Regions from separate parts of the Homo sapiens genome. Here regions 2 and 3 are each linked to region 1. The links are chromatin loops, found by intact Hi-C in ENCODE. Cell type or tissue: heart right ventricle. All regions are shown on one strand.

Region 1 (2,500 bases):
TTAACTCATACGTAGCAGTTACCAGCTTTAAACTCAACATCTTCCGGGAACCTCACCCCCAGACTAGGTGCCCGGACTTCTCATCCCCGTTGGAATGATTCCTTCAAGCAGCCTCCCTGTCTTTCATGAGAAAGGGAAGCTGCCAGTCTCCTTGGGAACTCGATCCTCAAACCTAACTCTGCCTGGCACAGAGTAGGCATTTAATGAATACTGAAGGAACAAAAACGTACAGTGTTTGCTTTTCCTTGAGTGAAAACTCTTCAATAATATCTTTTGTCCACTTTTCCTTTGTGCTAACAACTTTTTTATTTTTATTTTTATTTTTATTTTTTGAGATGGACTCGTTAGGTTGCCCAGGCTGGAGTGCAGTGGCGTAATCTCGGCTCGCTGCAACATTCATCTCCCGGGTTCAAGTGATTCTCATGCCTCAGCCTCCTGGTAACTGGGTAACTGGGATTACAGGCGCGCACCACCACACCTGGCTAATTTTGTAATTTTAGTAGAGATGGGGTTTTGCCCTGTTGGCCAGGCTGGTCTCGAACTCCTGACTTCAGGTGATCCGCCCACCTCGGCTTCCCAAAGTGCTGGGATTACAGGCATGAGCCATAACTTTTTGTTTTTGTTTTTTTGTGTTTTTGTGAGACGGAGTCTCGCTCTGTTGCCCAGACTGGAGTGCAGTGGCGCGATCTCGGCTCACCGCAAGCTCCGCCTCCTGGGTTCACGCCATTCTCCCGCCTCAGCCTCCCGAGTAGCTGGGACTACAGGCGCCTGCCACCGCGCACGGCTAGTATTTTTAGTAGAGACGGGGTTTCACCGTGTTAGCCAGGATGGTCTCTATCTCCTGACCTCGTGATCCACCCGCCTCGGCCTTCCAAAGTGCTGGGATTACAGGCGTGAGCCACCGCGCCCGGCCACAACTTTTTCTTAATCTAATTTTTTTGCAGGAGACGAATGTTAGCAAATTTCCAAGTCTGAACTACAAATCCCAGTGCAGCAAGGCCTGTGATGCACACAAGGTGGCGATGGAGGACATAGCATCTTTCAGAGCTCCCTGCTGCTGATGATCTTTTCAAATGAGAAAGGCATTTAATGCTGCTTCATCTTCTGGCTTTTCATCAATGTGGAGACCCGTCCTTTAGTTTTAGCAATTCAGTGGTGCTCCAAGGAGAATTTCCCCCTCCTCGTTTTCAAATATCTCTTTCATCTGATTTCTTTTCCCTGTTACCACATAGATCCACCCATGAGCCAAAATAATCTTCTTTGAAATAAAAATATGAACAGGGCCTACCAGAACACTTGGAAAAAAGATTTTGAGTAGGTGTGTGTGTTTCCTCTTTGAGACTGTAATTAGTAAGACGGAAATAATCAATCTCCCCCATAGGTTCTGTGTGTGTGTGTGTGTGTGTGTGTGTGTATTTTTTCCTTGGTGTTTTGAAAGGCCTTAAAAATTAACATGGCTGCCTCATCTAAAACCACCTTTAAGCTCTAATAAAGTTTATCAAGGACCACTTATCTTCACACCACACTCACATATTTTTGGACCCAGGAAGGATTACGAAGTCATTTTAGACAGTCAGCTGGTATAGAAAACCAGCAGAAGGGAGAGATATTGCAAAATCCCAGAGGGGCCCCAGCTTGAGCCAGGGCTAGCGAGTATCACGTCAGCAGCTGGGGCAGGAGGGAGATGATCTCCATCAACAAGCCTGCTGCTCCCTCTTGGGGAGATGCCTCCCAGGAGTAACTGAGGTCCAACCTAGTCATAGCTATTCTTCCTATTTTCCTCATATTTCTTCTCTGCTTCTAACTTAGGGTTGCCCAGCCAACACTTTCTCTTGCTCCTTTTCCCATCCTGATCCCCCATTCTTGAATAGAAGAGTAGAAATGACGATTCCAAAGAAAAGAAGTCATAAGCCATAAATCTTTCCTTCCTATAAATGAATGTCTTGTGTGTGTATGTGTGTGTTGTCTAGACTAGATACAGATTCTCTTCCTCGTAGCTTCCAACCTAAAGTTCTTTTGACCAGGCATTTTCTTTGTCTTGCTGATCTGTTCTAGAAATCCCTACTAAATGGTCTCCTTTCCGGAGGGGGTTCTATAAATATTAATTCATCAGCTGCCTCATCATGGTGCAGTGGCAGCCATGCAGTCCTATGACTAATTAATTACTGTTGCTAAAATATTAAATAACTATTCATTATGCAGTCTAAAGACTTTAAGCCCTAGATCTGTGCTGTTTTCATCACTTAGGCTGAAGGACAAGAGTTCCTGGGCACCTTGACTCCTGATCTTAAAACATCATTAAGAGTAGAAGAAATAAGACTAAGTATAGAAGAAATTTTATCTGAACTATTTAAGATGGTTAGAGTCCTGAATCTAAGCATTTAAAAATTGTGATGGGCCGGTCATAGTGGCTCATGCCTGTAATCCCAGTGCTTTGGGGAGGCCAAGGTGTGAATATCACGTGAGGCTAGGAGTTGGAGATCAGCCTAGGCAACACAGG
Region 2 (2,500 bases), 110 kb after region 1:
CCATGTGGAGCAGATTTGTGAGCTGCACAATCTGAGAAAGAAAGGCTCATTGTGGAGTGGGGTAGAAAGGAGAGACTTCATGAGGTTTTGAGTTTAAGCCATAAAGAACGGATATTATTCATATAAGTGGCCAAGTGGGGAGAAAGCATATGTATGGTTAAGTACCATGAAAAAAGAGATTTGGAGGTCTATTTTCCACTGTCCCATTTTGTTTAATGAAACAGTAGAAAATAGAAAAAAGAGTATCATTTATGTTATAACTTAAGTTAGGCACGATGCGGATCTGGGCTACTAGGGTGATTAAAATATGAAAAAGAAGAAAACTCAAGAGACACAGTGCTAAAGTTTTGTTTGAAAATGGGGAAGAAAATAAAATCAATGATAGCAATTAATACATATATATATATATATATGCTGGTGTGGATCCTTGACATATTTTAACTCATTTATTCTTTAAAATAACTATATAAGGTAGGACTTTTATTATTTCCACTCTAGAAATGAGGAAACTGAAATGTTCAATGACTTTCCCAGGGCCACCCAAAAGTTTTAGAGCTGGAATTCAAACTCTGAAGCCCAAAGTCCATGCTCTTTAATACTGCACTATCCTGTGTTAAGGGAAAAAGCCAGGGTGTGTCCAAGTTGTAGAGCCAGTATTAGGAAAGATTGCAGCTGAGCTGTGTTTGAGTATACACCAAGCTTTATTGAACACTGACTAACTGCCAAGTGTTTCTTGTAAACATTTGCATCTTGTGATATTAGTGATCATAACCCCTCTTGCAGTTACCCTTTTGATAATGTATATCGGAAAGAACCGTCATGCAAAAGTTGCCATTTTAAAAACACTTTGAAAACTATGGTTCGGTATTAAATTTAGGAAAATTTCTGGTGGTGACAGTTTTCTTTCTGTGGTCTTATGCATGTATTCTCCATCTCTTTACCACCAATTACCACCAATACACAACAACAAGAAAAGGGTGTGATTTTTATAAAAGTCTTGTTAAAAGCCTAAAATTTAAACTTTAAAAATAATCTTCAGGCTCATTAAACAGCTTAATGTTTGTTTCCAAAGTCCTAGCCTCCAGCTTGGTGTATAATATTTCGGATGGTCAGTTTACAAGTCGTGCAGATCTCATAGATGCTGCTGGAAGCTCACTGGGGCGTGGTGCTCTCGTACCAGGATTGGGTAAGAAATAAACTTGCACATATCTTTGGAAAATTTCAAGTTTTAGCAAATTTCTCTTGAACTGTCTTGCCAGTTCCCTGTGGCATTCTAGTTTTCTTGAAAAGAAAGACGTTTTTTGTTTTGTTTTGTTTTGTTTTGTTTGAGACAGGGTCTCTTCTGTCACCTAGGCTGGAGTGAAGTGTTACGATCTTGGCTCACTGCAGCCTCTACCTCCTGGGCTCAAGCAGTCCTCCCATCTCAGCCTCCTGAGTAACTGGGACTACAGGAGCACACCACCATGCCCAGCTAATTTTGTTTATTTTTTGTAGAGCCAAGGTCTCACTATGTCACCCAGGCTGGTCTCAAACTCCTAGGCTCAAGCAATCTTCCTGCCTTGGCCTCCCAAAGTGCTGGGATTACAGGCATGAGCCATTGTGTCCAGCCAGAAAGAATTTTTTTATATTAAATTTTAATTTTGGGAATGAGTATAAGACATTGCCATATGTAAAATTCCTCTGAATAAACTGCAATTGAAGATACTATTGATTAGGTTGTGTGATGATGCCTATAAGAAATTCTCAGGTTTATGCCACAAAAAGTTTATTTCCTGTGAGGAATTGGTATACCTGTTATTGTTAGAAAATGAACATTAAGTAATATACTGGACTTTCTCTTTGCCGTGGGTGGTAGGAAGCTTATTTCTAAGTTTTGGGCTCAGTTATTAGGGCTTTTTATTTTGCATTAATGTTAATTGGTCCTATTATACCTGTGTTTTTAATGTAAGCCACTTAAATCCTCTTTGGAAGTAGGTCACAGATAAATCAGTTACTAAGAGCTATCTATTTTGTGAGATTTACTCCTCACACAGGAGTTAAGCAAAATTAAAAATTAAATGCTGGCCTTTGCCGAGTCCCAACCTAGTGCCTTACCAAATAAATCTGTGGGACTAGGGTTGTGGGTTGTCAACATTAGAGAGCATCCTTGCCCTTCCACTTTGTAGCAGTGCTTGTGAGAAATATGTATACAGGTAGCTGGTGGCATGGTGACTGAATACAGTATGCTCTTTTTGCAGGAGCGTGTTATGACACAGTGAACAACATGCTATGGACATGCTCAAATGACTATATCGATCAGTGGTGTAACCCTGGGAATCAAGCCTTCCATTATGTCTGCCAGAGACTTGGAGTCAGTCACATTATCACTGAGCCCAAAGGTGAGGTGCACTCAGGGTCTTGCAGGAAAAGATTTTCCTCTGAAATATGAGAGAATACCACAGCATTAGTAGGTGAAAACATAGCCCAACCCCAGAATGTGTCACCAGTTTTCCCTCTTTGA
Region 3 (2,500 bases), 82 kb after region 1:
TGCCATGTAATTTGTGTATGTTATTATTAGAGATAAATATCCATTTTATTTTGACCAGAAAGCCTAGTGAATTCTCATCTTGGGCATAATGGCATTAATGATGAGCTGATAGGATTAATCAGAATTTATATGTGGCTCTAATGGAGATTTCCTCCCTTTCATGCCCAGGTGTGCCAGGTGGTGCCAATGCCAGCCAATCACCTCCCCATTGGCAGCACCATGAGCACTGTGCACCTGTCTTCAGATGGCACTTACTTCTATTGGATCTGGTCTCCTGCCAGCCTGAATGAGAAAACACCGAAGGGACATTCTGTCTTCATGGACATTTTTGAACTTGTGGTAAGTTTGAACTTTCTCGCTTGTATCTTTGCAGAAACATTTCTGTTTGCTTTCTTTTTATATTGGTGTGCAAAGGGCCTAAGAACCTTGCAGCGTGTATAGTGTGTTCAGTGTTTCCTTAAAATTGATTTTTCTCTTAGATGTCTTTGAAGGTTTCTTTGTTTGGAGTTGTATGACAATAAGTAGAGCCAAGCTTTCTGAATGTTAATCTGATGACTGGAGATAACATTATTTAATGTGTAGACAGAAGGGTATTTAAGTAGAAATGCTCACAGTCTGTTGGAAATGTGGGGCAACATTACAGTAGCAAGAATGGGTCTACAGATAGAAATTGGGAGTCTCTGAGAGAGATAACAACATTGTGACATGTCACTTACCTTTTAGATATTAGCCAAATGCTCACTGAGAGCCAAGTGTGTTCTGTCTAGGTGGTGGGAGTACAGAGATGGGCAGGGTGGGCAGGGTTCTTGCCCAAATGTGATGTGTATTCAGGCTCCAGAGTTGGGTGGGTTGATGATGGTGGAGAGGCATAAAGATTAACCATAAACAAGTGAGCAAATAAGCGCACGAGATAATCGTAATTAGTGAAGGAAAAGTAGTCATGTACCAGATGAAGAGGCTGGGGAGTAGGTGAGGGAAGAACATTCCAGAAAGAGGATACCACACGTGCAAAGTGTCTGTGGCAGGAGGCAGCATGTTTTAGGGAGAAAAAGTGGGCCAGAGTGGCTGGAATGCAGAGAGAGGAGGAGGGCTTGGGGCAAGAAGCAGCTGGGAGCCACGGCGCTTTAGATCCACACCGTCTTGCACAGTGGCTGCTAGCCATACGTTGCTATTTAAATTTCACTTGAAATTTAATAAAATTAAAACTGGAGTTGCATAGCTTGATTAGCCACAGTTCAAGTGCTCAGTAGCCATATGGCTAGTGGCTTCTTCGTTGAACAGCAAAGATATAGAACATTTCCATCATGAAGAATGTTCTATTGGACAGAGCCGGTCTAGGTAGGATTTGTAGAGACTTATAAAAGAACAAATTGCCCCAAGCCAGGTCTGTGACAAAACCTTTTTTCATGAGGTAATTTACAGTCTCCTTCTGGGAAGAAATTAGCATTCCTGTAAAAAAACAAAAACAAAAACACCGAAGCAATTTTCTAATAAATTTTAACAGGATTAAAACATGTTCTGGGAAGCCAGTCATCCAACCCAGCAGCAGACTATCCATCAGGAGTCTCGTAACCTTTAACTGTGCAGGTTATTTTTCTATTGAATCTCACAGTGTCCTCTAACCATTATCTTACAAAATGTCCCTGCCAGAGTGAATCTTTGAATTGGTCTGCTACAGATTGAACATGTGTTCATAATTGTCAGAAAAGCTTTTTTTTTTTTTTAATTGGTTTTTAAAGAGACTTACCAGCTGTTTAAGGAATTTTCATTTAGGTCTTGGCTGAGCACAGTGGCTCATGCCTGTAATCCCAGTGCTTGGAAGGCTGAGATGGGAGGATCTCTTGAGCCCAGGAGTTTTAAAAAGGGAGCTGGAACTTAAAGTGGCAGTGTTTGTCTGAGATGACGGTGCTCCTGCTCTGTCAGAGACTAGCCTGGGCAACATAGCGAGACCCCGTCTCTGCAAAAAAATACAAAAATTAGCTGGGTGTTGTGGCATGTGCCTGTAGTCCCAGCAACTAAGGAGGCTGAGCAGTAGGATCACTTCAGCCTGGAAGGTCGACCAGAAGGTTGATTGGGGTGACAGTGAGCCCTGATTGTACCAGTGTGCTCCAGCCTGAGTGACAGAGACAGACCCTGTCTCAAAAAAAAAAAAAAAAAAAAAAAATTAGGTCTTTAGCCTAAGAATAATGGGAACATTGAAGAATTCCCTGATTCTCTGATATGCTTTTTTTTAATTAAAAGAAAAAATTGTATCAAAAAAATCCACACACTTTTTTCTTTTTGGATACAGGCTCATAATGAAAAACAGGAGACCCTTGCCCCACTCCTCCAATCCCAGCATGCTCCTCAGGCAATCACATTCTTCTGGTGGTGACCTTCATATCCCTAAGTAAAACGCTTATATTGCTATTTCTTGATTTATGAACGCCAGATATAAACAAAGTTGATTTTTCTTTCTTTTTTGCTGTGATAGATGAGAGTTTGTCTCAATTCTCCCTCT

What was found. Hi-C counts contacts between places; a loop is a spot of excess contacts. Peaks named below come from ENCODE experiments on the same cell type or tissue, not always from the same donor. Only the 100,000 strongest peaks of a DNase experiment are listed, where the experiment ranks them.
Region 2: a loop joins it to region 1, with 2.8 times the contacts of the local background. A loop is called at or near these places in 33 of 110 quality-filtered maps.
Region 3: a loop joins it to region 1, with 2.0 times the contacts of the local background. A loop is called at or near these places in 28 of 110 quality-filtered maps.

What each region holds. Positions count from the first base shown.
Region 1 is chr12:112,386,043-112,388,542 of GRCh38, reverse strand. No RefSeq gene overlaps it. Among named protein-coding and RNA genes, the nearest start is that of HECTD4, 4.9 kb to the right of the region's middle. In heart right ventricle, CTCF peaks have their summits at 813 and 1,012 (motif pointing right); DNase peaks (open chromatin) are centred at 653 and 992; H3K4me3 peaks cover 316 bases; H3K27ac peaks cover 520 bases.
Region 2 is chr12:112,273,533-112,276,032 of GRCh38, reverse strand. HECTD4 (HECT domain E3 ubiquitin protein ligase 4) reads left to right here. Exons shown (of 76, transcript NM_001388303.1): 10 at 1,073-1,186; 11 at 2,238-2,378. Among named protein-coding and RNA genes, the nearest start is that of HECTD4, 110 kb to the left of the region's middle. In heart right ventricle, no CTCF peak of the experiment used is centred here; no DNase peak of the experiment used is centred here.
Region 3 is chr12:112,303,903-112,306,402 of GRCh38, reverse strand. It overlaps HECTD4 (HECT domain E3 ubiquitin protein ligase 4), which reads left to right. Exons shown (of 76, transcript NM_001388303.1): 7 at 169-339. Among named protein-coding and RNA genes, the nearest start is that of HECTD4, 77 kb to the left of the region's middle. In heart right ventricle, no CTCF peak of the experiment used is centred here; no DNase peak of the experiment used is centred here.